Regions from separate parts of the Homo sapiens genome. Here region 1 is linked to region 2. The links are chromatin loops, found by intact Hi-C in ENCODE. Cell type or tissue: heart right ventricle. All regions are shown on one strand. Links, peaks and the distances in the headings refer to the core of each region. The heading gives the core; the rest is flanking DNA. Region 1 overlaps DSCAS (DSC1/DSC2 antisense RNA). Region 2 holds the start of DSC1 (desmocollin 1).

The links. A loop is a pair of places that touch in the nucleus more often than their neighbours do. Peaks named below come from ENCODE experiments on the same cell type or tissue, not always from the same donor. Only the 100,000 strongest peaks of a DNase experiment are listed, where the experiment ranks them.
Region 1: it touches region 2 in a loop (2.3-fold over the local background); 5 of 110 quality-filtered maps call a loop at or near these places.

The regions. Positions count from the first base shown.
Region 1 is chr18:31,107,603-31,124,058 of GRCh38, forward strand. The region is part of intron 2 of DSCAS (DSC1/DSC2 antisense RNA); the gene reads left to right. Among named protein-coding and RNA genes, the nearest start is that of DSC2, 13 kb to the left of the region's middle. In heart right ventricle, for the core only: no CTCF peak of the experiment used is centred there; no DNase peak of the experiment used is centred there.
Region 2 is chr18:31,158,785-31,175,240 of GRCh38, forward strand. It overlaps DSC1 (desmocollin 1), which reads right to left and starts at 4,072. Exons shown (of 16, transcript NM_024421.2): 1 at 3,748-4,072; 2 at 661-745. The coding sequence starts at 3,810. DSCAS (DSC1/DSC2 antisense RNA) reads left to right here. Exons shown (of 4, transcript NR_110785.1): 4 at 3,751-4,005. RefSeq lists an enhancer at 8,096-8,595. In heart right ventricle, for the core only: no CTCF peak of the experiment used is centred there; no DNase peak of the experiment used is centred there; H3K27ac peaks cover 660 bases.

The DNA.
Region 1 (16,456 bases), core at 4,114-12,113, 50 kb before region 2:
AAGTTAATGAAAAATAATACAGGAGAACATCAGTGTTATACAGAGGTAGGAAAAGATTTTTGAAATAAAACCTAAAAAGCATATACCATATAGGAATAAAAAAAAACAGATACACTTGATTACATTAAAATGCAGGCTTTCTATTTGACAGGTGACACCATAAATAAAGTTGATAAACAGAAAATAGCTTGGGAGAAGACATTTGTCATGACTAAAACAGATGAGAGAATAATATCTAGAAAATACAAGGAACTCCTACATGTCAACCAGAATGTGGCAGAACCACAACAGAAAAAGATGGACAAAGAGTATTACTAGGCATACTCTTACAACAGAGGAATCTGAAGCCTACCAAGTATATTTTAAGAAATCAGAGAAAGGCACATCAAAGTCATAAAATATCCTTCTATACCTATTTGGCAAAAATTAGGAAGCTAATAGCAAATGTTGATAGGCCTGTGGATGTTTGGGAACCCTGGTGCATTGTTGGTAGAATTATAAATTTGATCAAATATTCAGGACAGTAGCCTAACAATGATTGTTCAAGGTAATAAGTGAATACCCTAAAGCCCAGCAGTTTATCTCTTGGCTAATAACCCAGAGAAATTCTCACTGAAGTCTATGAAGGGATGGTTTGTTGTAGAGGGAGTTGGGAGCAATCTGGGTTACCATCCTTGGAGAGTAGATAAATTATGGTGACAGATCCACCCCATGGATCACTGTGCAAAGTTAGAACCAATAGGCTAATGGCAATATGAATGGATCTTAAAAACATAGAACCCAGTGAAATAACTAAAAATAGAATATTTCTACATCCAATATAAATTTAAAAAGACAAAAAATCATTACACTGAACAGCAGCATTTTAATAAAAATTATATAAACAAAAACACACATTCTAAACACATTCAACTAATTTTTGTGGAGGTAGAAAGGAATGAGTTTGAGAAGCAAAGCTTGTGAAGGGGTTAATAAGGAGAAAATAATTAATATATCACAATATGTTTAAATCTCATTTATTTTAGTAAGTGGAAGAGGAAAAAATTAAATAGTATATTATTTTTTCCTATTAGTTATATGTCTGTTTATATAGCATTGGTATATATAATACTTTTTTCTACCTTATAATCAGGAAGCAGTAATGCAAGGAATTATTATTAAACCAAACGGGTAGAGAAATTAACATTGTTCCAAAAACAGGAAGGACTGTAAAACCTGGTGATCACATATAACCAGATAATAACCAGTAGTAAACATGTATTGCTGTTATTCAGTTTGTCACACACAATCACCAAATAAAAGGAGGATTTGGAGTGTATTCCAAGATGATAAATGAACCAAATATTCTCTGGAGGAGTGTTAACTACACAGATTCAATCCCTCGTCATCTATTAACAGGAGATGAATATTTTAGGTAGCCTATAATTGTAATAGAAACTAGTGAGAAAGCAAGCTTTAAGTTATGTTACCAACCAAATCAATAGATTTATAATGATAAGTTAATGGGTTTTGTCACACATCTACGTAAGGTAGGCAAAGAACAATATTTTGGGGAAGACATCTGGTTGCAAATAATAAGTACTATGTAACAAGAGTGAACATAAAACATTTTATCTACTAAGCAAATGTATTTTAATTATAGAAGGAAACTAATTCTGCTGATCAGTGCCTGAAGTGTTTATCACCTTGAGGAAAGCAACTAAATCTTGTGCTCCAATCAAAAATCAATTGACCCACATTCTGTAACCTCTGAAAGTCAGAGATGCTGTTTCTCTTCTTTTGGACCTCCTAAGAGTATTGTCAGTCCCAAAGTATTCAAAATAATATGAAATTCTAAGAAGATTATAAAATAAATATATCTCTAATCCCAGAAAAGTTTAAAGAAATGCAGAACTGGTGAAGAAATAAATTAACCCCTGTTGATATTCTAGAAAAGCATGATAATGCGTTTTGAAATAATTTTATTTATGTCTCTCTCTCATGTTTAAGATATTGAAATACTCAAAATAACCAGCAGTCTTATTGCAGTGTATATTGTTTAAATTATCTTAATTAGTCAACTTTAGAAATAATTTTCAAATGCTGAAGGAAAATTTTTCTTTGAAATTTTGTGAATAAAATGTAGTATACATAGCTGTGACATTCGAAAGGAAAGTGTAACTGTCCACAGCAGTTGGGCTTTAGGACAGTTTGATGGGGCATATGAGAGACGGAAGAGAGAGAGTTTTGAGGAGCAGCTGCTTTTATGCCTAGAAGACATTTAGAATCAAAAATGGGGAGAAACGGGAGGTAAATTGTTAACTGTTTAACTGTACATTTAACATTTACTCTTCCTTTTGAAGTTTCTCAAGTTGTGAATAAAGATTTGAAATTATATCAAGTATATTTTTGTGTAGGACTTTTTTGGGAGAGCTTTGTATATGATTTTTTTAAAATATAGTTCTGTATTCAACATTGATCATATGACTGCTTGGTTTTATATAGTTTATATAAGCTATAGTTACTGCTTTTCTTAGTCATTTTCTTGGTCTTCCTCACTGTCATTTGAATACATAACGTCTGCCTCCAAGATTTAAACTGGAAAAAAAAAATTGATATGAGTAGCCCCTAGCCTTCTTTCTAGGAGCTTTCAGGCATTCATCTAACTACACTTTCCTAAAGGGAGTGGACAACATTTTCCTTCCCTTATTGCCTGATTGGCCTTTGCAAGTAAAGGCAATATCTAGAGCATGTGTGGCTCTAACACCCTTTTGGTCCCTTCTATAGTAATTTGTGTGGAGATCACACTTCCTAGATCACAATGTGCAATTGCTGAGTCTACTTCCTATTATGGAGTTAGCAGTCGTTAAAGACTTGTAGGGTGATAAAGGCTATTAAGATTGGGTCAGAGGAAATGAGACTTTTGCTGTCTCAAAAGAATATCTGATCAATATTGTCCTCAATGGTTTATATGAAGGAACTATTTCTTCTTCTCTAAAATTGAAATAACAATGAGATACTTCAAAAAATTTTAGTGAGATCAGATATATATATATTATGTAGCATTTATATTTACTTACATATATTTATGTATTTATGACAGTGCCTAGAACATAGTAAGCATTCAATAATAATTAGCTAATCTATATTAGTATGTACAGAACCTATAATTATTTCTAATGTGTATCAGGCAGTCATCTTACCAAGTTTAATGTATCTCTACTGTCCTTCATCATCAGGGTTCAGGTGGGAACCCCATAGATTGAGAAAAGCAGCCACTTGGCCTGTTCCATATCTCCAACAGGAGTCAAAAGAGAACCTCAGAAATTTCTGAACCCTTGACAAGACCTTTCTTCCCTCACCCAGCCCAGCCCTCATTGTGTCTCACTATTATACATTTAAAGGTTATAGGACTAATCTTCTAGGGTATTTATCCTATTTATCTCAGCCCCCAGAAGAAGTTCTGGTTCCCCAGGCATCCCTCTTCCCCTGGAATCTAATCCCCTTAAGGCTCCAGACATACCCTTTGCTGACCCCACCCCAAATCTCTAAACCCTATTGACTCTTGAAGTCAGCAGCATCTGTTATATCTTCAACCTCTTCTCACAGTTCTTTCTCTAATGGACATGAGCCCTTTCACTTGGAGGCCTTTTTCATACAATACCTCTAAGACTGCTGGGGCTGGAAGTTGAGTAGGTATTCTCTTTGCTTTTTCTCTCCATTTTCAACTAATTCTCCCTCTTGCAAACCTGAATAGCACCACTCCTAGCACTGAATCTCAAGACAGCAGGTTATTGCTCCCACTCTACCCCTCCTTCTTGTCATCTACAGATTTCTCCAGAGCACATTTTTTTTATTCTAGGGTAATGCCCCTGGCTCCCTGTCATACTGTTTAAAACTCCACTCCTCTCATAACTCCTGAGGATTTCAATATGTACACCGCAGTAGGCAGAATAATGGCCTCAAAAAATGCCCATTTCCTAATCCTCAGACTCTGTGAATATGTAGCATTATATGACAGAAGTAGCAGATGGAATTAAGGTTGCTTATCTGCTGACCTTAAAAAAGGGAGATTATTCTGTTTCATCTGGATGGCTCAATATAATCAAAATAGTCCTTCAATGTAGAGGAGGGAGGCAGACGGGTGACAGCCAGAGATGTGATGATGGAAGCAGTGTCTGTGATAGGACTTAAGAAAGATGTGGGCCGGGCGCGGTGGCTCACGCCTGTAATCCCAGCACTTTGGGAGGCTGAGGTGGGCGGATCACGAGGTCAGGAGATCGAGACCCTCCTGGCTAACACGGTGAAACCCCATCTCTACTAAAAATACAAAAAATTAGCCGGGCGTGGTGGCAGACGCCTGTAGTCCAGCTACTCAGGAGGCTGAGGCAGGAGAATGGCGTGAACCCGGGAGGCGGAGCTTGCAGTGAGCCGGGATCACGCCACTGCACTCCAGCCTGGGCGGCAGAGCGAGACTCCATCTCCAAAGAAAGAAAGAAAGAAAGAGACAGAGAGAGGAAGGAAGGAAGGAAGGAAGGGAGGAAGGGAGGAAGGGAGGAAGGGAGGGAGGGAGGGAGGGAGGGAGGGAGGGAGGGACCTGCTGTGCTGGCTTGAAGATGGAGAGAGGAGCCATGAGCCACAGAATATAAGCAGCATCTAGAAGCTGGTAAAGGAAAGAAAAAGAAGGTTCTCCCGTAGAGCCTTCAGAAAGGAACAGAGTCCTGCTAACACTTTGCTTTTAGCCCAGTGAGACCCTGGACAGACTTCTGACCAACAAAACTACATGATAGTACATTTGTGTTGTTTTAAGCCACTGAGTGTATCATAATTTGTTACGGTAACAATAGAAAGCTCACACACTCTAGTTCCTCAGTTCCTTAAGTTCCTCCCATTCAATGTCATCCTCCACCACTGCCTTCGCTATCCACTGGATGATCCTACTCTAGCTCTTACTATTGCTAAGCACCGTGACTACTCCGCAAATCTCAATTTCAAGCATTCCGCCCCATGACCACCATCTTTTACTTTCACAGCTCCCTCCCTCTATTCTCTCAGTTTCAACGAATCTTAGACTGCTCTAGTAACTAAATTCGTAGATTCTACCAGTTTTACTTTCTCTCACCCCCTTTACGGCCCCATTTTGCTCCTCATCCAGCTTAACTTTCCTGATAACCATTATAGTCTGTCTAGTAATCACTCTTTGCATATACCTCTTCTCTATTACTGTCCTTTATAGCTTCATTATTCTCCCTTTTCAGGGTCACTCCCTGATCAGTCTAACTCTCCACTTAGCTAGCTGCTACGCACAGTTGAATGTGGCTAGAGATAAACTCATATTCAGGCTGAGGAATTTCACCTTAAGCTCATCATTAGTACCTCACATAGGCCTTCATCCTGCCCTGGAATCTTACTCTATTTGTCTAGCCCATTCACTTCCCCTTTATCCTTGGCAGTATTTTCATACTACCTTCTCTCTACTCAAACTGCCTATTTATCCTCTTCTGTCCTCACTTTCCATTACTGACTTTGCTTCCTATTTCACAGAGAAAATGGAAATGATCAAGGATAACTTCTGTAAGCTTCTCCACATCTACCCACTTGCCTGCATCTGTGCTACGTGGCTTTTTCCTGTGTATTGTGGAAGAACTGACCCTGTTCATAGCTAAGGTCAACTGCTTCATTTGTGCATTAAGTCTCACCTGCTCCCACCTGCTTAAGAACATTGCTTGGCAATTCTGCTCCTGCTCTCCTAAATCATCAGTTGAATCCATCTCTATCTATCCAACAGCATGTGAACCAAGCCAACATAAATACCTGCCTCTCTATATCCCATTTCTTCCTCTAGTTAACACACCCCATTCCTCTACCCTCTTTTACAGAAAAAAAATTCTGGGGAAAGGTGTTTTATATGTACTGTCTTCAGTTTTTTTCCTCTCATTATCTTCTGAACCACTTCTAATCAGGTTTTCACCCCTACCTCTTTACCAAAAGTGTTCTTACAAAGGTGATAGACAGTTTCATATTGTTAAATCTAATGGTCATTTTTCAGCTTTATGTTAACTAACTGTGGAAAGTTGGTACACCTGTCATTAAAACTCACTCTTCACTTGGCTTCTGTTTTTCCTTCTCTACCTTATTTATTCTTTTTTCTCTCCATAATCTCTTAATATTGCAGTTCCCCAGGACTCCGTAGTTGGACATTTATTATGGTTTTATCTACATTCACTTTTTGTGGATCTCATTCAGTCTTCTGACTTTAAAAACTGTCTCTAAGCTGATGGTCAGAAATTCTAAAATGCTCTCTCAGATTTCTCCCTTGAAATTCCTACCCCCTATAAAAATTTTTAACTTACGTGCCTCATAGGAATTGCAAAATTATGTTTCCAATTCTGAGCTCCTGATCTTCTCCATCTCAGAATCTTTTCCCTTTCAATTAATGGCAACTCCATTCTTCATGTTGTTTAGGACAACATCTCTTCAGATTTCTTTGTCCCCTCATATTCTAAATCCAGTCTGTCTGTAACTCTTAGCAAATGTACCTTTAAGATATATCTGGAATCCACCCAATTCTCACCATTTCCATCAGTATTATCCTGGTCCAAACCACTGTTGTCTCTCACCTGGATTATTCCAAAAATCTCCTCATCGGTCTTTCTGCTGCCAATACTCTCCACTTGGGTCTATTTTCAAACTGGCAGCCAGATTGTCCCTGTTAATAAATAAATAAGTTGGATGGAGCCATCTCTCTACTCAAGCTCTTCGGGAATTCCTCCAAAATAAAAATATTTTTAAACATTCGCCTAGAGGCTTCTCATCTCTTTTAGATGAAATCCAGAGTATTTCCAGTGGTCTACAGGACCAGACAATCCATCATGGATCTCTCCTACTCTCCCATCATCCACCATGCTCCAGTCACCTTGAGCTCTTTGCTGGTTGGTGAAGACACTGTCACGCTCCTGCTTGGGCCTTCTATTTCCACGTGGGATGATCTTCAGATAGCCACACTGCTTGTTCCCTCACCTCCTTCAGGTTTTGACCCTTATGTCTCCTCAGTGAGATCTTCTCTGAACACTCTAATTGAAATTTCAAACCTCTGATTGCTTTCCAGAGCTTTTAACCAAGAGCCTGGTGACTTTACTGTGGCCCCTTCCCCTAGCAGGTCTTTATTTCCTTCACAGACTGGAAACTCCTTTCTGCTTATCACAGTGGTTTGGTTTAGTTTGTCAGCTTCCTACTTCATAAAACTTTAGAATACAGCACATGCTTTGAAGGCAAAACCAGAAGTTCATGAAATCCCTCCAGTCTCTGATTTTGTCACTCCAGCCCCACACAATTGCTAAAAACTCTGCTACTTTCTTTCTTCCCAAGCAGTGGCCTTCTGCTTTGGCTGAGCCTGGATTCTCAGCCTCCAGCCTGTGTCCAGTAGCTTCAAATGCTCCCTGAGAAAAATGCGGCTAGAGCTGGTGTTCTCCTCTTTAGATTTTAATCTATTTCTTCTTTATTCTGAAACTCTCTGCGAGCTCTAAACAGATAGATTTTGTATTTTATCCAGAGCTTCTTATTGGCCTTGGTGAGAATATTGGTCTAGCATAAACCACTCCCATCCTACCATCCTGCTCTCATATTTTATTACTTTTTTTCTTCCTTGGTCTCTGTGTTAGAATGTAATTTTCACAAGGTCTTATATTCATCTCCATTTTTAGTTTTTACAGCTGTCTGTTACAGTGTGGGCTTTTGGTAAATATTTGTTGAATAACTATATGTGTGCACGTATAGTTTATGCTGTCTAACTACTTGTAATCCACAGACTAATTATTAACAAATTATGATGTTGCTTTGAGATAATAATATGTAAAATACTGGCTATAAACCTGAAATTTACACTGGATCATCTGAGAAGGGATCCCATATAAAGGTTATTATCTTTCAGGATTACTGGGAAATTAAGCATGAGAATTCATATAATTTCCAGTTGCAGGAAGTATATGAAAAAAATTAATAAAATAGTGGTCATAAACATGAGACTCAAACTAAAAATAACAAATCCTGTTATTCTTAATTGCAAACATTGATATGTCAATTAATCTGTATTTTATGCAAAAGCTACAGTTCTATGTAGCTTGTTCCTGAGAAAGTAATAGTAGAAATTAATTTATTTAACTATGGTTAATATTTGACTAATCAGTTTTGGGAAAGCCAGCTAATAAATATGTGTAGCTATGGAGATGGATGGATAGATATGTAGATACATACATACACAAATAGATAGATAGATAGATAGATAGATAGATAGATAGATAGATAGATAGATAGATGTACAGATACAGATAGATATCCTGATGGTGATTAAAATATGATCTTTTATTTTATTTAACCAGAAAGATGATGGGAAGTCATTTTACAAAAGGCATGGATTTGCACAGACAGAAAGAGACAGATGTTCTAGATCAGCAAGGGATGATCTTTCATGGTATCGTTGGGAGTGGATTATTTTTTAGAATGGCTGCTAAGAAACTTGAGGAATTTTTAGAATGGCTGCTAAGAAACTTGAGGAACTTGAGCACTGCAAGTTGCCACCGTGGGGTCATGAGCTGAAGATACTTATCCTCAAATGGAGAAAGAGGAGATTTAGGTGGAAAGATCAAGAGCATCGTTTTGGACATGTTAAGTTTAAGGTGTCTAAAGACATGACGAGTAGGCAGTTGTGTAAGTGAATTGAAGGGAAATCTGAGCCTGAGACATAATTTTTTAGTTCACTCCAGATTTTGCCACCAATGAATTTCTGTGCAGGTCTACTTTTCTTGCCAAATAAGTTACAGAGTTGGGGAAAAAAACCCAGCTTTGGTTTCTAGAGTTCTATTGTTTTTATAAATTTGCACTCAGGGCCGGGCGCAGTGGCTCACGCCGGTAATCCCAGCAATTTGGGAGGCCGAGGTGGGCAGATCATCTGAGGTCAGGAGTTAGAGACCAGCCTAACCGACTTGGTGGAACCCCATCTCTACTAAAAATACAAAAAGTAGCCAGGCATCTTGGTGTACACCTGTAATCCCAGCTACTTAGGAGACAGAGACAGGAGAATCACCTGAACCCAGGAGGCAGAGGTTGCAGTGAGTCAAGATGGTGCCATTGCACTCCAGCCTGGGCAACAGAGCAAGACTCTATCTAAAAAAAAGGAAGGAAGGAAGAAAGAAAGAAAGAAAGGAAGAAAGAAAGGAAGGAAGAAAGGAAGGAAGAAAGAAAGGAAGAAAGAAAGGAAGAAAAGAAAGAAAGAAAGAAAGGAAGGAAGAAAGAAAAAGAAAGAAAGAAAGAAAAGAAAGAAAGAAAGAAAGAAAGAAAGAGAAAGAAAGAAAGAGAAGGAAGGAAAGGAATTTGCACTCAGAATGGTGAATTTATTACTCAATATAGGGGAGGAGATAGTCATACTTATAATGCATATCTTCCTTTCTAAAGTAAGAAATAACTTATCTGTTCAATGAGGAAGGCATGTGGGGTTGGGTGAGGCAGGCTTAAAATGGGTGACAAAAAATTAAAATAGCTTTGAATCAGTTACAGACCTAGCCAAAAGTCCTTGAACAGATTGCTAAGAAGTGTTGAGGGCACAGATGATGTTTTACATCATTTTTATTAATTTGTAGTGGCTTAAATATGAGTGATGTTACACAGATTCACTTTTGCCCACCTATAGGAAGTGTATCTCCTTTAATACCGAAACTTCTGAGATAAAGATTGGCTCTGTCCAAATTAAATAGACTTGAACTCTTACTTTTTCCCCTCCTTTCATTTTTTTCCTTTTCTTTACGTTTTCTCTTGCTTTCTTTCTCTTTATTTCTTTCCATTTTTGTTTCTTTTTCTTTTCTTCCTTTCCTATTTTCTTACCTTTTTCCTCCCTTCCTCTCTTTGTTCTCTTTTCCTTCCTTCCTTCCCTCCTTCTTCCCTCCCTCCCTCCTTTCCTTCCTTCCTTTCTTTCTTCCTTCCTATGTGCCAGAAAATCACAAGTTCATATGCCTTTAGGAGCCAGTCACCTCACTGTCCATGTGACTGAGCTGATTACATATAATAAAGTTTAGCAGGGACACATGCACCACCTAAGAGTAATCACATTAGAAAGAAAATTGTAAACACATAAAAACTGCCTGTAGGTTGGATTAACCAAAAGATTATCAGTTTTAACCACGGCCATATGTATACATGAAGAACCACTGAAAGATTTTAAACATTGGCATGATGGGGGTCAAACTTGGAACACTTCTTCCAACTGGAGAGGTGCTGGAGGACAGGACATCAGTTAGGAAACAACAGCAGATGTTTAGCCAAGAATCCTGGGGCCTAGAACAAGCCTGTGAGTAGGTTTAGGTGCAAGAAATGGAGTCAGTGGTATTTAATGAACAAAATCAATAGGGCCTGGAGATTCATCAGATCCAATCACTTCTGAAACATTTACTGAGCCACATACTTGTTTGTATTGCTAGCCTCCCCCTACCCCGAGCCCAGTATCAGCAGATGTGCTTTCTCCAAAACAAAGTCAGTTAAACAAAACCTGTTCAAGTACATCAAGTCTTTTGTAGCCCCTTCAGGGGCATTCTTAATACACAGCAACACAATAATCTTTTTTAAACAATTTTTATTATTTTATTTTATTTTTCCACAAGTTATTGGGGTACAGGTGGTATTTGGTTACATGAGTAAGTTCTTTAGTGGTGATTTGTGAGAGTTTGGTGCACCCATCACCCGAGCAGTATACATTGTACCATATTTGTAGTCTTTTATCCTTTTATTCCTTACCCTCCTCCCACTCTTCCCCCCAAGTCCCCAAAGTTCACTGAATCATTCTTTTTTTTTTTTTTTTTTTTTTTTGAGACGGAGTCTCACTCTGTCACTCAGGCTGGAGTGCCATGGCACGATCTTGGTTCAATGCAACCTCTGCCTCCCAGGTTCAAGCAATTCTTGTGCCTCAACCTCCCGAGTAGCTGGGATTACAGGCACCTGCCACCACGCCCAGCTAATTTTTGTATTTTTAGTAGAGACAGAGTTTCGCCATGTTGGCCAGGATGGTCTCCAAGTCCCGACCTCAGGTGATCCTCCCACCTCAGCCTCCCAAAGTGCTGGGGTTACGTGCGTTGAGCCACCACTCCTGGCCTATTGTGTCATCCTTATGCCTTAACGCAACCGTCTTTGAAAGCCTTTCTTCAGTGGCTAACCTCCTCAACATCCTTTACACAGTGTTTTGCTGCTTCCTGAAAATTTAAATGTACCTCTTTCTGACTTCTCACTCTCTACTCCTCAATGGCCACCACTACCACGACATTAAATAAAATAAACTACCCCTTCATTCTCAAGGCTCTTTGCTTTTTTTCCTCACTTCTTTTTTTTTTTTTTTTAAGACCAACTTTATGGAGATACAATTCATATGCCTTTTTCTTATATTCGTTTTATTTCACTCAAAGGTCATCCTCACTAGCATATTACTGGTTAGCTTGATTTTCATAACAAAACCCTAGAGCCGAAAGTCCTCATGAGGAGGGGGGCAGTGAGGTGGGCATGAGGGAAGGAAGGGGTAGGAGGGGGGATGCTTAGTACACCCTTATTGAGCAGAAGAAAGGAAGGATACTTGAAATATTTATAGAAAAGGAAGGATTCACAGCCCTGGTCACTTAGATAAAAAGGTAAATAAGAAGCAGTCCCTGCCCTAAAGGAGCTTTTAGCATTTGTGGATGGATTACATGGATGTTAGGTAATTACAAGGTGGGCTGCATTTGATATGTCCCTTATTTTCAACTTAGAGACAGGAAGTACCTGCCTGAAACTCTCACAAATACTTCAAGGTCAAAATATCCCAAACTGGAGCCATTCTTTTTCTGTAATAAAAACTGCCTTGTAGTTAATGGTTTCATGATTCTCCCATTTATTCAGGAAGGGAACTAGGGAGTCATCATAGACACTCTCTCTGCCTCCACCTCACAACCGTCAGTCTCCAGGTTACTGCTTTCTGCAATCCCTCATCTCTCATCTGGACCATCTTAATTGATCTCCCTGCTCTACAACTCCTCCAAGGCAACTTCCAAAATACTGATTTTCCACCTGTAGTTTTTGGACTCTCATGGTTCTTGTATGTTGGCTCGTTTGTTTTGCTTTTGGTTATTTTTTGTTTTTGTTTGGTTCGAGAGTCCTTTCCTCTACTTCAACTCAATGCCCCCTCCCACCTTGCTCAGGGAGCTGTCCCCGACTTTCCCATGTGGGAAAAAGCACTTGAATCTTCCATGTGCACACAGTCTTTGATATGTGCCTCTGTTATGGAAACTGACCAAAGTGTTGTCATTATTTAGTTGATAAAGCTGTCTCTTCTAGAGTGCATTAATTTCTTATTCTTCATATGTGCAGATAATTGCAGAATTCTGGAATGGATACATGGTTGGAGATTTCATGGATGATATTGTTAGTAGCAAAGATAGGGATAACAGGAAAGTGCCAGTTTGTGAGGGAGTTAAATAAATTGATTTTTAAAATACTGAGTTTGAGATTTCTGTGGGCAATCCAACTGGAAATAATTAGTAACATGGGCATGGAATTCGAAAGAGGCATTGGTCTGCACAAACAAACTCGGTTATAATTAGTATGTGGATAGTCAGAGCAACCCCAAATGAAAGCAATCCATCTGTTTAACCCATTGATACTTTTAAAAAACTTTTATTTTATTTTTAATTGACAATAATGACTGTATATATTTATGAGGTGCAATGTGATGCTATGATACATGTATGCATTGTGGAGTGATCAAACCAGACTAACACATCCATCATCTCAGATACTTATAATTTATTTGTTGTGTTAATCTATTAATTATTTTGATTCCTTTTTTGGTTTATTGTATGTAATTAAGGTATACAACATGATGCTTTGATATGCATAGAGAAATTATTACTACAGTCAAGTAAATTAACTTATTCATCACTTTCCATAGTTGCCGTGTGTGTGTGTGTGTGTGTGTGTGTGTATGAGTGTGTGTGTGGTAGGAGAACCTAAAACCTACTCTCTTTGCAAATTTTTAGTGTACAATACTATAGTATTAACTAAAATCCTTTTGCTGCACACCAGATCTCTAGACTTTTAAATCCCACCTAGCTGCAAATCTGTACCGTTTAGTCTACTTCTTCCCATTTCCTCCTCCTCCCCAACCCTGAAACCACTGTTCTACTCTCTGTTTCTATGTGTTTCACTTTTGTTTTAGATTCCATATGTAAGTGAGCTTATACACTATTTTGCTGTCTGTGTCTGGCTTATTTCACTTAGCATAATGTACTCCAGGTTCATTCATGTTGTGGCTAACGTCAGTATTTCCTTCTTTTTAAAGGCTGAGTGCTATTCCACTCTGAGTGTATATATACACAATGATTGGTTTATCCATTCATCCATCAATAGGCACTAAGTTTGTTTTCATATCTTGGCTATTGTGAATCATGCTTCAATGAACATGGGAGTGCAGATAGCTCTACAAGGTGCTGATTTAATTTCTTTTGTGTATATATCTAGCATAGGAATTGCTGAGTTGCATGGTAGTTCTATTTATAATTTTTGGAGAAACATCACACTGTATTCTACAATAGCTGTACCAATTTACATTCTTAGAGAGAGTTTTGAGATTGGGTGGAAGACTGCTGTGTTTTCCTTTCACAGAAATTTTAACAGCTGATGATCAAAATGCATATTTTAGAAGAATGTGAATATGTGAAATATTTAGCACAAATTTATAGGAAGCATTTTTTAATGATTAAGTAGCTATAAACATCTTCTTTTATTGTGTGTGGAAATGAGAAAGTCTGATCTTGTTTAAGTGTGTCTTGGCCTTAGTTTTCTTATTGTTAAATAGGAATAATAATAGCAAACCTTGGAAGTATGTTATTAAATTTTTTTTTTTTTTTTGAGACGGAGTCTCACTCTGTCACCCAGGCTGGAGTGCAATGGCGCGATCTCGGCTCACTGCAACTTCTACCTCCTGGGTTTAAGCGATTCTCCTGCCACAGCCTCCCAAGTAGCTGAGATTACAGGCAACTGCCACCAGGCTCTGCTAAATTTTTTTTTTTTTTTTTGTATTTTTGATAGAGACGAGGTTTCACAATGTTGGCCAAGCTGGTCTCAAACACTTTATCTCAAGTGATCCACCCGCTTCGGCCTCCCAAAGTGCTGGGATTACAGGTACGAGCCACTGCACCTGGCCTGTTATTAGTATTTTAAAAGGGATAACATTTGTGAAAGCATTCACACTTCTTGCACATAGTAGATGCTCAATAAATTTTATTAACAAGCATTTATTGAGTTCCCTCCATGTGGCAGGTACAGTTCTAGGCACAAAGATCCCTACTCATATGGAGCTAATACTCTGATGCAGGGAGGGGGGTGAAAGCCATAAAAAATTAACATGAAAGAAGCAAATTATATCCCAAATGATAGCATAATTCATTTTACATTGAAAATTCACATAGTTCAAGTAGCCACAAACTTCAATGACTTCAGGGGCCAGAAAAGTAATCCAAATATATGTCAGGTTGATCGAAAAGAGCACCCCTTTTTTATTATGCTACTTTTGAGAAAAGATAATAGTACTGAAAATATGTCTTTTTCCCTTCTTAAATCTACCTTCAGAAAACCAACCTACAATGTCATGATAAAATGACAATTGACAGCATTTCTGTCTGTGAATGAATGGCAAGCTGCAGAGGGCACTGTCTAAGGGAAAGCCTTGTGTTACCTCTAGCCAACTGGTGACCTTCAGGAATATGGATTCTGTGTCACCAGACTTTCCAATTTTTCAAGAGGAGTCACAAATTTGCATTTGGGATGAAATGTCCTGATTTTTAATGTAGCAATGTATTCATAAATTCTTTCAATTGTAAAAGCCGTCACCTTCCCCATATCATTCCTACTCCTCACCACCACAAATTTGGAATATATCTGGCCTGGTAATCAGGTTTTAATCTCTGAAAAAAACTGAGGTTTAATATATGTGACTTTCTTTTTCTTCTTCTTCTTTTTTTTTAGACAGAGGCTTGCTCTATAACCCAGGCTTGAGTGCAGTGGTGCAATCTTGGCTCACTGCAACCTCCGCCTCCTGGGTTCAAGTGATTCTCCTGCCTCAGCCTCCTAAGTAGCTGGGATTACAAGCACCTGCCACAACACCCAGCTAATTTTTATATTTTTAGTAGAGTTGGGATTTCAACTTATTGGTTAGGCTGGTCTCGAACTCCTGACCTCAAGTGATTCACCTGCCTCGGCCTCCCAGAGTGCTGGGATTACAGGCATGAGTCACCTCACTTGACCTATGTGACTTTTTAAATAAGATTTTGTTCTACTATATTTAATAAAATTTGACAGTTGAAAAATGTGTTTCTCCACTCTAAGCATACAGTCCTTAACTATTATATAAGGAATAAATATTTGGCTACAAATAACATTGACCTGGGGCAGGGTTACACTGGTTAAGAATATTTACAGAATTTCCCCTAGATTACCTGACATCATTATTACATATCTTCCATCATTACACCTTGATTTTGTTCAGCAGGTGTACTCAGCTGTAAAACTGCATTCCTCACTCTCCCTTGCAGATAGGGACAGACGTGTTACTCAGCTCTCCCAAAGGTATATAGTAGGCAGAAGTTGTTGCTGGGAGTTTCTGGAAGAGTGCTCTAAAAACAAGGGTTCCCCCTTTCTCTCTCTTTCTGATTATTTTTATTTATTTATTTATTTATTTATTTATTTATTTATTTATTTGAGATGGAGTTTCGCTCTTGTTGCCCTGACTGGAGTGCAATGGCAGGATCTTGGCTCACTGCAACCTCTGCCTCCTGGGTTCAAGCAATTCTCCTGCCTTAGCCTCCTGGGTAGCTGGGATTACAGGTGCCCACCACCATGCCCAGCTAATTTTTTGTATTTTTATTAGAGATGGGGTTTCACCATGTTGGCCATGCTGGTCTAGAACTCCTGACCTCAAGTGATCCACCCACCTCGGCCTCCCAAATTGCTGACATTACAGGTGTGAGCCACCACACCCAGCTTCTTTCTGTTTTAGATACAGATATGATGGCTGGAGTTGCATTAGCCATCTTGTGGCTATGAAACAATTTGTACAAAAGATAGTTGGGCAGAAAAAGAGAAGCCTCCTGAGACATTGTTGCCGTGAGTAATCCCTAATACAAATCGAAGACTCCGAACTTGTTTAACATTAAATAAAAATGAACTTTTGGCCGGGCATGGTGGCTCATGCCTGTAATCCCAGCACTTTGGGAGGCGGAGGCAGGCGGATCATGAGATCAAGAGATGGAGACCATCCTGGCCAACATGGTGAAACCCTACTCTACAAAAAAAAAAAAAACACAAAAATTAGCTGGGCATGGTGGCACGTGCTTGTAGTTCCAACTGCTCGGGAGACTGAGGCAGGAGAATCACTTGAACCCAGGAGACGGAGGTTGCAGTGAGCTGAGAT
Region 2 (16,456 bases), core at 3,210-11,209:
ATGTCTAATCAATTGAAGAATCTTGGCTTTGAAATTTTGGCAGCAGATTAGTTTATACAAATTAGAATATGCTCCTGGTTTTGGTGCCTTGCTTTGTTTGACGTAATCCAAGATAATTGAGCCTTCTGATGTTTGCTAATTTTTTTGGCAAGAGAAGTATACAACTAACTTTGGTATTTTAATTATTTCTAACCACTACCAAAAAACAAGTAGCCTGTCTTTTATTGTACATCCGATTTTAACTTCAAGTAGCTACTATGTGGTTTTTTTTTTTTTTTTTGAGACAGAGTCTTGCTCTGTCGCCCAGGCCGGACTGCGGACTGCAGTGGCGCAATCTCGGCTCACTGCAAGCTCCGCCTCTTGGGTTCACGCCATTCTCCTGCCTCAGCCTCCCGAGTAGCTGGGACTACAGGCGCCCGCCACCGCGCCCGGCTAATTTTTTGTATTTTTAGTAGAGACGGGGTTTCACCTTGTTAGCCAGGATGGTCTCGATCTCCTGACCTCATGATCCACCCGCCTCGGCCTCCCAAAGTGCTGGGATTACAGGCGTGAGCCACCGCGCCCGGCCTACTATGTGGTTTTTATCCCAAACTTTACAAGAGCAGCCTGCAGCTAAATGTGACAAGTTACAGCTATGAAACTGTTAATAGTGTTTCTCACCTTTGCCTACAAGTGTTTCAGCCTGAAGATGAGAAGGAACTCGAAGATAAACTTTCTGACAAGCATCGCAAAGTAATGTTAAAACCTCAAAAAAAAAAAAAGAAAAAATATCAGGAATTAAATTTGATCACAAATTTTCACATTGTAGCTTTTTCTTATTGATAAAAATATTGTCAATTTTGGAAACAAATTAATCATTTAATTCTTTACATTTTTAATACTCACTTTAAAAGGAACCAGCAAAGAGAATAGCTTTAGGAATAGCACTGTCATTTATTTGTCAATGAAAAAAATTAAGTGAATAGTAGTTCTTAGAACCTAAATCATATTGTGTCAATGCAAGAAAATATTTCACAAACCATTGACTTTATATAGAAGTTATACGTCTCTAAGACCATTCATAAATGCCATTCTGATTTTTAGCATGAAGAAAATACTTACCTTTGAAATGCATAATTACATATATGCCCTAATTCTCTAATCATCATTTTACTATTTGAAGTTATAGTTGATGAAGTCTAGAAAATAGTTAAGGGCTTTTTTAACCTCACAGAAAAATAATGCCCCCAAAAAATCATTGTTCTCAAATCAATTTTGTGACTGACTTGGCCAAAACGCCAAAATCTAAATGATCTCAAATCACATGACTAATCTAAAAAGAAATATATGTCAAAATATGGAGAGTATCCTTCAGATGGGTGAAGATTTTTAATTAAATTCAAGGCCCAGCTATTGTTTTTAAAACCTAGGTAGTTCAAAGACATAGACACTATCTGAAAAAAACAAAAGAAAAGCTATCATTTCAAAAATGTCTATAGGTTCAAAATATATTTTACTTCTTTTTCTTGGCATTTTCTGTTTGTTCCTCTTTATCAAAATAACTGCTTTTTTATTATTTAAATATAAGATAGAGTAGAGCTAGGTTTTCCAGAAACATGTAGGTCAATTTTATGATCAGCTTTCAGCTTTTCTCTGAATTCTAGAGTTACGGGACCCATTACTTGCGAGGAGGAAAGAGAATGGATTAACATCCATATTAAGGATGTGCACTTCTTTTCCAGCTCATCTCAAGTCTACCAGATATACTGTAGCAGTCTAATTAAATAGTTTGTAATTTTACAAAAATCTATGTTAGGCAGAAATCTGGAATTAAAAGGCCACATTTTTATTTAGTCCTAATTTAAAAACCACTTTTTAAAACGTGAGACATTCGTATTTATTTAACTTTTTAAATATGTTCATCCCTAATGCCAAGGAACATAATAAATTATACTTAAAGAACTTTCTAAGCATAGACCATACTGTTAATAGTTGTCTAAGTATACAATGTGGAAACAGCATATTGTAATTAGGCTATGCATAAACACATACATATACATATGTACACATACATATGCATATACCTGTACATATACCTATACCTATATATGTATGTGTATGTGTGTATATATATACACACAGTCATATATTGCTTACATTCTAAGAAATGCAACGTTAGGTGATTTCATCCTTGTGCAGACATCATAGAGTATACTTACATACACTTAGAGGATATAGTCTACTACACACCTGGGTTATACCTACATGGTATACACCATGATTTATATATGTATGCCCCATGGTATGCACCATGGTACAGCCTAGGTGTATAGTATATAGTATAGCTTATTGTAAGCTACAAACCTGTACAGCATGTTCCTCTACTGAATACTGTAGGCAATTGTAAGTATTTGTGTAACTAAACATTTTTAGATATAGAAAAAGTACATTAAAATACAATATAAAAGATAAAAAATGGTTCACCTATACAGACGAGCTCCATTATAATCTATGGGACCACTCATATATGTAGTCCATCATTGACTGAGGCATTGTTTTGCAGAGCATGACTGTATATGTGCGTGTGTGTATATATATATAAATGTACATATATATATATAAATATATGAGACATTCTTATAGTTATATCCACACTTCCACTCCCACCCCCATCTTCTTTCCTTCTTGTCCTAGGATTCCATGTTGATGGTCCTCCCTCTGCAGGCAGAGCCACTGAAGGTTTCCATTCATTAAATACTATTCCCGTCTTCAGGTTAAATCACTGACTAAGTGGCTTAGTGACACCCTTTTAGTCAGTTTCAGAGTCAGAAATAAATAAACAGGAGATGAATTGTCCAAGAGATATTAGACAGTACAGGGATCAGAAGCAAAAGAAATGTGGGTAGAATCCTTTGAAACATTTTTACCACATTTTACCAAACTTGTACTAACTTAAGATGGTATCTGAGTTATCGTCTCCCTAAGCAGTTACAGGATGAGAAGGTGACCATCAACCCTGCATTGTATATTATTTACATGGAGAAAATGTTTGTCCTCATACCTGCCATTTCTAAAAATATATTTTGAAACTCAAGTATTTTGCTAAAATGAAAAAATAGGAAACTCACACCTCAGAAATGATGGACGGATGTGTGAAATAACCCCCCTCTCTTCCCTCACCTCCAAAGAAAAAATAGCACCTTACACAGTTACAAAGCTATTAAAAACCCAAGTGGAAGCCAAGTTGAGGATATTTTCAATGACAGTCACATTTTTGTTATTTTTCTTAAACTATTCTTTGCTTAAACTGCTTCGTGGGTAAAATTCAAAAAGTCCTGGATAATTTGCATGTTCACCCAGAATCCTTTCTCTTTTTTTGCAGCTTAGTAGAACTCAGCATGTTAAATAACATGAGTTTATGTAATCACTGGTAGCAGAAGTAAACCTCAGAAACTTCTGGGCCAAATGCCTAAAGAATGAATTCACTTCTCTACTCTTAGAAAATCACCACAGCAGGATGGAAGAGGGATTCCCTTGAAAACTTTTAACACTCTGGCAGTGGGTGCTTGAGAAGTAAGCTGAACACTTTCCATCCTGAATCCCAAGCCTCTCAACTCTTCCCTGAATCTTCCTCAGATCTGCTTTTGTTTTCCCCAATCTCTCTTCTCTGCCTCCCATCCTCACTCCTAGTCTCTTTCAAGCCCAAACTGCAGAGAGGAAGCAGGTAGTAACATGCTTGAATTCCCTAATCCTTTGGTTGTTACTCACCAGGAGAGAGAAAAGGAGCTGCTTACAGAAGATGCTCCCTGGGGCAGCAGAGGCCAGAGCCATCAGAAGCAGTCCCAATGGCCAGGGACGGTGGCCAGATAACAGGGCAGCCTGGGATGCACAGAGCGGCTAAGAAGACGCTGGCACTTGCACAGGGTATTCTGCTGCCACCTTGATGCAGCTGAGCTTGGTTTGGAAGACAGTCCGGAGGCAAGTGATAAACAGTAGGAGGAGCAACGGGAGAATTTCTTTCCCCCTATTCCCTGGCCAGTCTCCTTCCTTCCAGTTCAATTACGTCTAAATGCAAAGAGGCTTTCCTACAAGTGAGGAGGGTGGGGTACAAAACACCCCAAAACCCAGTCAGTAGCTCCTCCTCACAGCAGCTTTCAAAATTTCTCTTGCCACTTAACACATAGGCAGAAGGAGGAGGGAACACCCTTCATCCTCAGCCCTCCTCCCTTTCCCCCAGGTTGATGCTGTGAAGTCCTCCCCAGTTATTACCCACTCCCACAGCCTCCCCTCCTTCTTGGCCTTATTAACCTGTCTTGCCCTCGGGTACAAACATAAATTGTGCACAAACGCCATGCAAGGAAGTGATGCCTCCTCAACTGCCATTGGCAAATCAGAGGACCTAAGCGTGTGTAATCACACTCATCAGAAGTTATCTCCCATCTAAGCATTTAAGTGTCATCGGTCCTGTAGAACACTGTAGTTCTGCTAGAGAACTGGCATTCCAGTTTAAAGCAGCAACTTCATAAAGGCATGGTATCTACTTCCTGTTATTGACTATTCACTGTGGTTGGTTCTCTAGATGTCACAGGAAACTTATCAGAATGTAAAGACTTCATAAAAGAAAGAGAATAAAGAAATAGCTAGCATATAATCTTTCTTGTGGCTTTCCTTTTGTTGTACAAGATGCCACTGCTTTTTACCTTTATATTTTTTCAAGGACAACTACAATCTTTGAGAGCAAGTCTCTCTAAAATCACTCTATTCACCCTAATTACTTGTACATTACACATAGGATATCCTAGCTTAATAGTACAATCAGGCCATCAAGTGTAGATTTTTTTAAACCCTAATGATTCCTCTAACAAGAGCTTTAGCATCATTATTCCTGTCCCAAATTAGTGAGCTCAGTGATACCAATTGCACTCAATGGCAGTGATGGAAGTTAGGACAGAAGGATAAATATTTTCAAATGTTAAGGTAGAGCCCAACACCCATGCTGCTGAGAAGGGAGGAAAGAAAGGTTTTCTTCAGCTTATTTGACAATGGGAACAATTTCTCCTTGTATGTAGAGACAGAAATAAATGTAACTGCTTCATTAGAATTAGAAGCTAGGAAGATTTGGAAAATGAATGACCCAGGAGAAAAAAAACTAAAAGATATCTTGTAGTATTTTATTGCTAGTGGTATACCCACTAATAAACATATTTTGTGACTGCATTGGAATTTGATTTCTCAATCAGAAAATACAGTCATTTTAATGGAATATTTTTATATCTGGCGTTTTGGGAGAAAAGAATGGGAATATAGAAATAGAAAAATTACTTAGATGTATATGTGTACAGCCAAGTGTAATTCTGTGCATGTTTAAGCATCATCTAAGTATATATTTAGATAGATAGATAGACAGATAAATAGATAGTCATACAGCTTAAATAATTCAAAGACAAATTCTCCAACCCTAGAAAATAGAAACACATTTTTTTCAGCTAATGAAGTTATCATTACCTTTTTCTATAACATGATATTCTCCACTGAACTAGGAAGATATAGAAGAGCAAAATTAAATTGGTGTTACTGAAAAAATGGCATATATTGGTTGGATGAAGAGATTCCAGGCACTGCTCAATTCAAATGAATCCAGAATACTCTCCACAGTTCTGGGAAGTTGATGTTCTGATCCTACTTCTTTTGGCCTACTTTCTGCGTGCTCTCTTTTCCCATTATCTATCTTTCTCAAAGGTAATAGAAAAACTTGTGTAAAAGCTAACCCCAAATTATTGGTTTGCAAATCTGTTACATTACTATTTCTCCCATATTTTGTATTTGCACACAAAGGTTTCCTAAAAATAAAATATAGGCACTTTATAGGAAAAAATAATTTATTATTACAAATTATTGACTCTTCCTTAAACGTGAATCTACCTTAAAATTAAATGAAAACAAGACATATTTCTTCCAATTTTCTGGCATTAGATCATTCAGTAAGAGCTCTGTCTTAGTCTGTTTTCTGCTGCTGTAAAGAAATACCATAGCCTGGGTAATTTATTAAAAAACAAAACAAAACAAAAACAGAAATTTGTTTGGTTCATGGTTCAGGAGCCTGGAAAGTCCAAGAGCATGGCATGGGCATCTGATGAGGGTCATCCCATGATGGAAGGCAGAAGACAGAAGCCAGTGCACAAGACAGACAGGGAAGTGGCCTAACTTATCCAGTTATCAGAAGTCCACTCTGATGATAACTAACCCACTCCCGAGGGTGGGGACTTCATGGCATAATCAACTTTTAAAGGTCCCACCTCCTAACACCATTACAACGGCAACAAAATTTCAACATGACTTTTGGCAGGGACATTCAAACCACTGCAAGCTCTATTTTATTTTTATTTCTATCTGTATGTTTGTTTGTTTTAACCTATGTCTAAATTAATAAGCTTAAGCAAAAGATTGTTAGTGGTTAACAACTTGGACTTAGAAGCTAGACTGCCTGGGTGCAAATCCTCTCTTTACTACTTATTCGCAGTATAACCCCTAGGCAAGTTAGTTAACTCTTCTGTGCCTCGGTCTCTTTATAACATGGGGACAATAATAGTGGCTAATTCATAGGTTGTTATGAAGATTAAATGTGATATTATAAAGAAAATACTTCCAACAGTGTCTGGCTCAGAGCAAGCACTAATATTTTACACCATATAATTGCCTAGGCATGCAATAAAAAGTTGAAGAGACTGAACTTCAAATGAAACAAACACAAAGTTATTGCAAATCCAAGGTCTGTTATGTAGAGGCTACCTAAAGATACATGAATAGGTTTATTCATTGAACAAGTAGTTAAGGGGTTACATACTGGGCTCTGGCCTTTGCTAGGAGAAAAGCATCATATAGGGTGAAAAAAAGAAGACAGAAATCTTATGACGTTAAAATAAAGGCACACTTTATGGTGAAGAACATGCAGTTATCTTTCCAGTTCAAAAGATAAGATAAAAAGAGGCACTGCAGCAAATATTAAATATATTAGCCATTTAAAGAGAAATTAAGAACAATGATTAAATGTTGAGAAACCCCTATAGAAGAAAATATTTTATTTTAAATACATAAGTATTGCATAATCTGTTTTCTACCACACATTTATGGTCATACAGAGAAAGATTTAAATGTAAAGATCCACATGACTCTTGTATTTCTTTAGTTTTTTTTTTTTTAACCTTAAGGCACATCAAGGAAAAACACCTTTTTATAAATTTAAATAATATATTTTATGGAAATACAGTGACAAATTTCATTAGAGATTTTTTTTATGACCAACTTACAGAAAGGGCTCATTATGAATAAATTCAGGGCCTCAAAAAAGCCATTTACAGAGAGAACCATTATCTCTGTAAGATGACCTAATTTATTCTAAAAGACTCCTAGACTGGTAGGAATGCTGTACACATTGATGAAGCCATTACAAGGCACTTTGGGTTAAATATGAATGACTAAATATACCAAAAACTACAGGTGTAAAAAAAGGGTTTGTGAGTTTAGTATGGGTGAAGTGTATGAACAAAGAAAAAGAACTGTTAGCTATTAAAAAAAAAAAAAAAAAAAGCTTGGCTCCCATGAGTTCAGTGTACTGCAGTGGAAACTCCTTCAATCTCACTAGACTCACAGTCTTTTGCCTGGGTAAAGGGCTATTAAAACTTAGAAGTAACTCATGTGCACTAATAATTACTAACAATGATTTCCTAAGGCTGTTTGCGTAGAATAGTGATTAATTTTATATAAAATAATCACTCCCCATTATTATCAAAACTGTTGTCAAACCTATGAAAAGAAACATTAGCACACATCTCTGGGTAGTTCAGAACTCTTTCTATTCAGCCCACATACCTAACTCAAACTGGCTTAAGAGAAAACAAAACAAAATTATTGAGGACAAAAGGATTTGCTAGGTCATGTAACTGGAAGGCTGGGGGTAGCCTAACTCAGATTTAAGCATAAATTCTCTCCATCTCTTAGCTCCGCCTTTTTTTGTGTTGGTTTCATTATTTCAGTTTTGCCCAGTGTGGAGGCAAAGATCACCACCAGAACCTCCAGGATTTCAACAATGAATGGTTTAGCAAGTCATTGTTGAAAGAATATGTCTTGTTCCCAATAGTTTGAGCAAAACACAATCCTTCTGGCCTGAATCTTTTACATAAACCTAAAGTCAAGTGGTGGACCTGACCACATGGGCAAAAAGTGGTGAAGAAGTGACTGCCCAAAGATAACACTAGGCTAGACAGAAAAAAAGGATAAAAAGTAACTAGACAAGCAAATCAACAGATGTCCACTAAACTTACTGTTTCAAATTGTTATTTCAATAATACTAGTTAGTTATTCATCACTTATGTATTAGCACCTCCTGTATGCTGAGTATTACCAGTGGTGCTGATTATACAGAATTGAAGAAGACATGATATCTCCCTTCATGGAGCTTACACTTTACTGTACGGTTTGAAAATTAGTTAAAGTAGTTTCTATGATGTTCAGGATTAAAATCCTGGTGAAATGAATATAACAAATACTTTAGATTTTTTTTTATTTATTGCTATTTTCTCCAATTATTATTTCCTTTGGTGGTCTTCAAAGTTACACGTTTGAAAAGTATTTTTTAATGTGGATGGAATCTTACTATCAATTACTTATACATTAAGAATCACATTATTAAATGTTGATTTTAAGCATGGTAATATATACTCACTAAAGATAATCTTTTTAATATACATGTTTCCAGTCCGGTTTCTGTGTATAGAATTTTTAACATTATTATACTTGCACTATGAATGTAATTTTGTAGCATGCTTTCTCCTAGTTATAAAATCTGTCCTATGTCATGACAACTCTATATAGCTACCATGTTAATGACTGTAATCAGTTCCTTCAAATAACTATATCACAACTGATTTAACCAGTTCCTAACATTGAACATTTAAGTTGTTTTCAATTTTTCATTATTATAAAGACCACCCTAATACATAAATCTTTTTTCTGAACTCAGGATTATTTCTTGAGATGTAGACCCACAAACAGAAGTTCTAGGTCAAAATATAAGAAACATAATGGTTTTTGGTATATAAAGCTAACCTGCATCTCCAAAGCAGAATACCAATATACCTTCTTACTGTCAATATAACAGTAAATATCCTAGTAAGAATTGAATATAGTCATTTAATTTTTTAAAATCTTGCTGTGTTGATGAGAAAGAAATTATAGACATGATTTGAATTTGAATTATTTGCCTATTCATGATGTTGAGTACTTTTTCATGACTTCCAAGCAGTTGCATTTTCTCTTATGATGCATATGCACTTTTTTTTTTTTTGAGAGACAGAGTTTCACTCTTTGGCCCAGGCTGGAGCGAAGTGGCGGGATCTTGGCTCACTGTAACTTCCGACCCCATCCCCACCCGAGTTCAAGCGATTCTCCTGCCTCAGCCTCCCCAGTAGCTGGGATTACAGGCGTCCACCACCACGCCCAGCTAATTTTTGTATTTTTAGTAGAGATGGAGTTTCACCATGTTGGCCAGGCTGGTCTCAAGCTCCTGACCTCAGGTGTTCCAGGCTTCGGCCTACCAAAGTGCTGGGATTACAGGTGTGAGCCACAGCACCTGGCCTCTATGCACTTTTAATACCTCAGCAGGTATTTGGAACTATGAGAAAATTATAACATTTAAAATAAACCAAAGAAGTTAACAAGTAAATCTCTCTCTTAAATGGGGTTTCCTTTGAGATCAGAAAGTTGTTACTCCTTTTAATACCTAGCCTTTTATTATATGTTTGTGATTGAATCCGATGACAGTGAAATCGAATTTTTGTTTTATAAGTTGGTTGAAAACCTAATCTTTCCTGAGAAACTATTGGCATTTTTGGAACTAACAACCACAAAACTCACCCAGAGCATTATAAATTGATTTGTTGGCTAGATTGAAATGCAGGTGTTGTTACTTGTATAGCAAATGTGGTGCATACTCAAAGAAACCATTTCTATTTCTTTGCTATTGAACTAAATATAAAACCAAATCCTCAAGGTTTCTGCACCTTGTTTTGGACGTAACAAAAATGAATCTCTATTGATTGGTTTCTGAATAGTGTTTCATAAAATGCCCTTAAGAATTTATCTTACCTAAGGTTAATCGAACAAACAAACCATAAACTCAATGGCTCAGATGCTGCTTTGTGGGTCTAAGGGTGAAGATGAAGGATTAAATTGCTGATCTTTCCAATGATCACTATAAACTGCTGCTATTTCTATGTACTGAAAAATTAGAAAGATGAAAATGGAAGACTGAAACTATTTTACGTGATCAAATAAAACACTTTCTCCTGTAGGGATGTGGATAGAGAAGATGACAGATTGTGCTGTCTTTTGGTAAAAGTTTCCTTTTCCACAGAGAAATTTAAACTAGAATATTTCTGAGAATTATTTCCTGTACCTTGGAGATGTTTGTGAGTGCCTGCAAGCTTGTCTTTCACCTAAGACAAATCAAAGGTCTCAGGTACAATGAAAAACTGAGCTTTACCTCAGTTTAACGTAAGCTACTATGTTGAATCTCTTCCTATTTTGCTACTATTCTGAAAGGTACGTTATAGTACGTTTCATCAAAGCTCTGGTGGTGTTATCTTAGATGAAATAATTTAATTTTTAAGGAATGTATTTCTTTACCACTATATCCTATAGATTTTTCTAATGGAAGGGAAGGAGGGTGGAGATTAGGTTGTTGTCATTACTTGTAATTAGGATATAAAGTTTTCCTAGTGAGGGAGAAGCATGTACAGATTCACACCATGAACAACTTAAGACAGGATATTGGCCAAAGCTAGAAAGTAGGCTGGGCGTGGTAGCTCACACCTGTAATCCCAACACTTTGGGAGGCCAGGGTGGGCGGATCACTAGAGCTCAGGAGTTTGACACTAGTCTGGACAACATAGGGAAACCCTGTCTCACCAAAAAAATATAAATGTTAGCCGGTCATGGTGGTGCACGCCTGTAATCCCAGCTACCCAGGAGGCTGAGATAAGAGGATCGACTGGGAGCTGCGGTGGCTCTGGCCGGTTGCCCTGGCGTGCAAGGAGGAGAGGCTATGCGTTCGAGGCCAACCTGGGCAAAACTGAATAAATAAATAATTGCCAGGCTCAGTGGCTCACGCCTGTAATCCCAGCACTTTGGGAGGCAGAGGCGGGCAGATCACGAGGTCAGGAGATCGAGACCATCCTGGCTAATACTGTGAAACCCCATCTCTACTAAAAACAAAAAATTAGCCGGGCGTGGTGACGGGCGCCTGTAGTCCCAGCTACTCGGGAGGCTGAGGCAGGAGAATGGCGTGAACCGGGGAGGCAGAGGTTGCAGTGAGCGGAGATGGCACCACTGCACTCCAGCCTGGGCGACAGAGTGAGACTCCGTCTCAAAAAAAAAAGAAAAGAAAAGAAAAGAAAAGGATCAATTGAACCCAGGAGGTCAAGGCTGCAGTGAGCAGCGATTATGCCCTCCACTCCAGCCTGGGCAAAAGAACGAGACCCTGTGTTAAAAGAAAAAAGAAAGTAGAAAGGATCTATAAGGTGTTTCTTATGACGTTTTATTTTCTTTTATTTTATTGTGCTTGGACTTGAGAGTAATTTTCATGTAAATTTCAGTATTTGTTTTGTTTTTATTTTTCCCTATGTTGCAAAAAAACGTATTTGTATGTGTGTGTGTACACAGAGAGAAAGAGAGAGAGAGAGAGAGAGAGGAAGGAGACCACCAACCCAAGGCTAGTGAGAGAATTACAGGGGGAAGGAACCAAGTCACAGAAATGAGGCGTCTACAACTTACGTTGGTTCTTGAGTAGGCTAGAAAATACTCTGTTTACTAGGGTGTACTAGAAAATGGAGATATCTGATATAGTTTGAAGAATAGTTGGCTTGTACCACTAAAAACAAACAAAATGTAAAGCATTTTATAGTTCTATTTTTTAAGATAAATAGTTGTACACATGTCACTGAACAAATAGAACAGTTAAAATCACAACACTGAAGATTTTTTAATGTTGTGACACAAAATTAGAGAATGTAGTGATAATAAGCTAGTTAATGGAAAACACCCGAGGTTATACATTTTAAATAATATGCTTGATTAAAATATAACAAATGAATAAAAGAGAAGAAAAAGAGAGAGAAGGCATGAAAAAAATGGAGAAGATGAAGGAGGATGGAAGAATGAATTAATTCAACTGGTTTTATTGAGTGGCTATTATGTGTTATGCACTGCATCAGGATATGCTCAAATAAACGTGAAAAGTGACATTATCACAGTAAGTTCAGGGTATGAGGGCAGCAGATTGGAGTGACAATTAGACAACTCAGAGGAGACAGGGCAGGGAGATCTTTTCAGAAATTTGACATATGAAGTGATGTGCAGGAATTTGTCAAGCAAGAAGGAAGGAGAAAAAGGCATCCCATGTTGGTAGAGCAACAAACACTGCACAAAGAAGGCAGAGAGCAAGATTTACATGATTAAAGCAGCTCTGTGTGGCTAGAAAAAGGAAAACACAATGAAAATGATGTTAGTTTTAGAGCTGATTAAGAAAAACACCATAAATCAACTTCAAGTCATCTGTCTGAGCCATGAAACTTAACAGGTGTCTTGCCCTACATGAGAAAGCCTAAACAAACACAACATTTCCTTCAATTAGAAGTACCAGAAACTGTGTTAAATTGATTTTCTAGGTCCCTGAAGCAAAAGACCCTAAAGAGTGGTGTTTCTAAGGTTATTAGTTATTCCGGTTTTAACTCCTTTTTTTTCAAGTTTTAAAATTTGAAATAAATTTGATCTTAAAAATAATAAAATAATGTACTATAGTTTCATATATATATATCTCATTTAATCCTCCATTTTCCAAATGAGAAAACTCAGAAACAAAAAGGATTTGCCCCAGGTCACACCATTAATCTTGCATAGAGCCTGGATTTAGGTCTTTGATGGCAAGTCTGTGGATCTGGGTTACTGGTTTGAGTAGATAATTGGAGAAAAATAAAAAATCAAAGCTATAAGATAAGAGTTAGAATTGGATGCTGGGGCATCTGTGAATTTTAGTTAAAAGAAATAGCAAACACTGGGAAAATCTTTAATACTGTCAGTTATGCCATACAACAAATAGACAAAACACACATTAAAAAGAAATATTTTCTCAGGTATCTATATTTCTATTTCATTAATAAAGTATATAAGAACTTTTAATTTTCAGTTATAGTGTATAATGGACACAAAGGATACAGGATGGAAAAAGAAAGAGAAGATAGTAGCCCATGAATATTTTTAGATTAAACTACATTAAACTACTTATCCACTTTACATTTGTGTTAACTGTGGTTTTGTTTATGTAAATGGATTAGGAGCAATTAACATTAAACAAAAGAAACTACACCCTTTAAAGCCTACTCCCTTTATGAAATGGCCTCATTTAGCCACTGGGCTCAAATTATCATTGCGTTATAGTGCTTCTGCAATCAACTAGTAACAGACAATACCCCTACAGTGGGATAATTCAAAGAAAATGAGTCTAGAAAATGCTGAGTTTAGGAAATTCCTAATTTCACCCTTAGAGTCTGGATTCAGATTGAGATGGGCCCAATATTTTGCCAGACCTCCAGATAGTGCTAGTCCAGAAGAAGTTCACTATTTATTAATAAGTACCTTTTATGTGTCTAGTACACTGCTGGCAGTATGAGAAAAATAAAATGAATAGGGGAGAACAATTGTGCCCTAAAAATGCATCACATCAAATCAAGGGTACATGCTCTCAAGGGTACATTACACTTGTTTTGAAACATGTTAAGAAGAAGAAAACCATTCAAAGGAAGATAACTAGAGAGAAATATTTAAATGCATTATTAAGAAAGAGTCAGGATTAGAGGGATGAGATTACTTGGCTGAATTCACATGGCTTATAAGTAGACAGGCCAAGACTCAAACCCAATTGTTCTGAATTCAAATTTATTATTTCTTTTTCCACTTCATTGGGTTATAATGGATATTAAATGAGGTACTATCTTAATGGTCCCACCAGTGGAGTGCTGAAACTTCTTGTCCTCGTTCACTAGAGTTGACTGTGCATGTCTTTCAAAATCTGTAGCTTGAAATCAGCTATGGTGGGAGTATTTATATCACAAAAATCATCAAATGTCATAAGTTAGTGTTTTCTCTAATTTTTTTTTCTGGAAAAATGCTGGTTGTTAAACATTGACCAAAATAACATTGGTTGTCTGTGCTATTTGTTTTGTTTTGTTTTAGACCTGAATAATTTTATTCCATCTCCTATGTGAACTTAAATACACACACACACCCCCACACGTTGTGTGTGTGTGTGTGTGTGTATATATATATATATATATATACATATATAATATATAATGTTTCATGTTCTTGTAGAAGAATTAAAACGAAGTAAACTTGTTAAGCCTAAGAAGTAAAAACTATCTGAAGAAGGTTTGGCAATCTGAGTAAAAACTACCTACAGTAAAAATGGAAGAATATAGTGAAGAAGGAAAATATACCCCATGAGTTATTGTCACAAAATATGTTATTTTGTTGTTGTTATTGTTGTTGATGATGCTGATGATGTTTTATTCATTTTTGTTTGTTTTGTTTGCTTGTTAAATGTGAAAAGTCTACTATGTCTGGAGCAGCAACTAGATATTTACCTTCTTAATATAGGTTGCAAAAAGAAATGTGCATTTCTAGAACCTCATGCCAATTTGTGAAGTACAAATGTAACAGTTACTGTAAATTAGAATGCTACATGTAATCTTTATTGTGTTTTTTTTTTTCATTTTTTTTTTTTTAAACATGGAGTCTTGCTCTGCTGCCCAGGCTGGAGTACAGTGGTGCAATCTAGTTCACTGCAGCCTCAAACTCCCGGGATTAAGCAATCCTTCCACTTTAGCTTCCCAAGTAGCTAAAGTTCCAAGTAGGGACTACAGGCATGCACCACCAGTTCAGGTAGGTTTTTTAAAATTTATTTATTGTAGACATTGGGTTACATGTAATACTTAAACTATGAAAATATAGAAGGAGTTCCTTCCTCCCTATCCCAGCTATTAGTTAGAGTTAGGGTTGGGGTATGAAAGGGAGGAAGGAACTCTGTCTATATTTTGATCCCTGTTTGGACGATACCCGTGTCAAAAGAAGCAGTTTTGTGTGGAGTCTCATTGGGTGACCTCACTTGAAAAGCTCAAGCAAAATGGAACACTCTTTCCACCCTAATTAACTCCCACATGAGGATGAGGATGAGGTGTTCTAGCAGCAAAGACTTGAAGGAAACAAGAAAATGTGCTTGATTATCTGGCATTCTGTACCCAGTAGTGTCAGACTCTAAGAATGTCCATTATGAATCCCAAATTCATTTGAATAGAAGATGGTAATTTCAAATTTAGTGAGGAAAGAAGCATCTAATTATAAAGAAAGAGCTGCTTCCCTAAAGAAAAATATCATTTGAAAAGGACTTTTTAGTGTTTACAGTGATTAAATATACACAGGTATTTTACCACTATTTAGTTTATTGTTTTAATATTTTGTGTATGTATTTTACACACACATACACACGCACACATATACACTTGTATGTGTATATATAAAAGTATACATATAATCTCAAATTGGTTCCTAAATGCTGGGAAAGGGGTTAATGGAAAAACCAAATACATAAACAATATAAACAATCACAGACAGGAAAAGTAAATGTTACCTTTTTTACAGTAAAAGTAAATGTTAAAAGGAAACTTTTTTTTCAACAACAGGTAGCACTAAGGTGAGTTTGAGGAAATTTTGTCAAGAAGCACAAAACAGACTGGTCTAGCTTGTCTTGCATTTTTAGTAGATGTCCTGAACTAGTGTTTCCTAACCTTGGCTAATTATCAGAATGCTGCCTAGGTCAGGGGTTCTCAATCTTGGCTGCACATTTTAATTGGTTGTAGATTTTTTTTTTAAATATTCATGTCTGGGCCCCACCCTAGACCAATTAAGTCAGAAGCTTTGGGATTGGAGCTCAGGCACATGTGTTTAAAAAATGATTACAGGTGATTTTAATGTGCTACCAAGAATGAGATCTACCGGTTTAGATAAAAAATGTGCTAAAAGAATACCACTCCAAAACAAGAACCAATAAAATCATAATGAGTGCATCTTCAATTTGTTAATCACTATAGAAATTTAGAAGAAAAAGTAGAGAATTAGAGACATTTCTAGATGTTTTCGTGACTACAAATGGGTGTATCTATTCCTTCTGCTTGTCATTTCATGTATTTATTTTGGAATAGGTAGAGAAGTAAAACGAACGGAAGAAACAAAGTGGAAGAAGTCCCAAGCATATTCTGAGTATTTAAAATCTCCAAAGGCATTTCGCCCATTCCCCTAACAATTAAACTTGAGCTTATTCTATGTGTATAAATATATATTTGTTATTTAAGACTTTCCTTTAAAACTT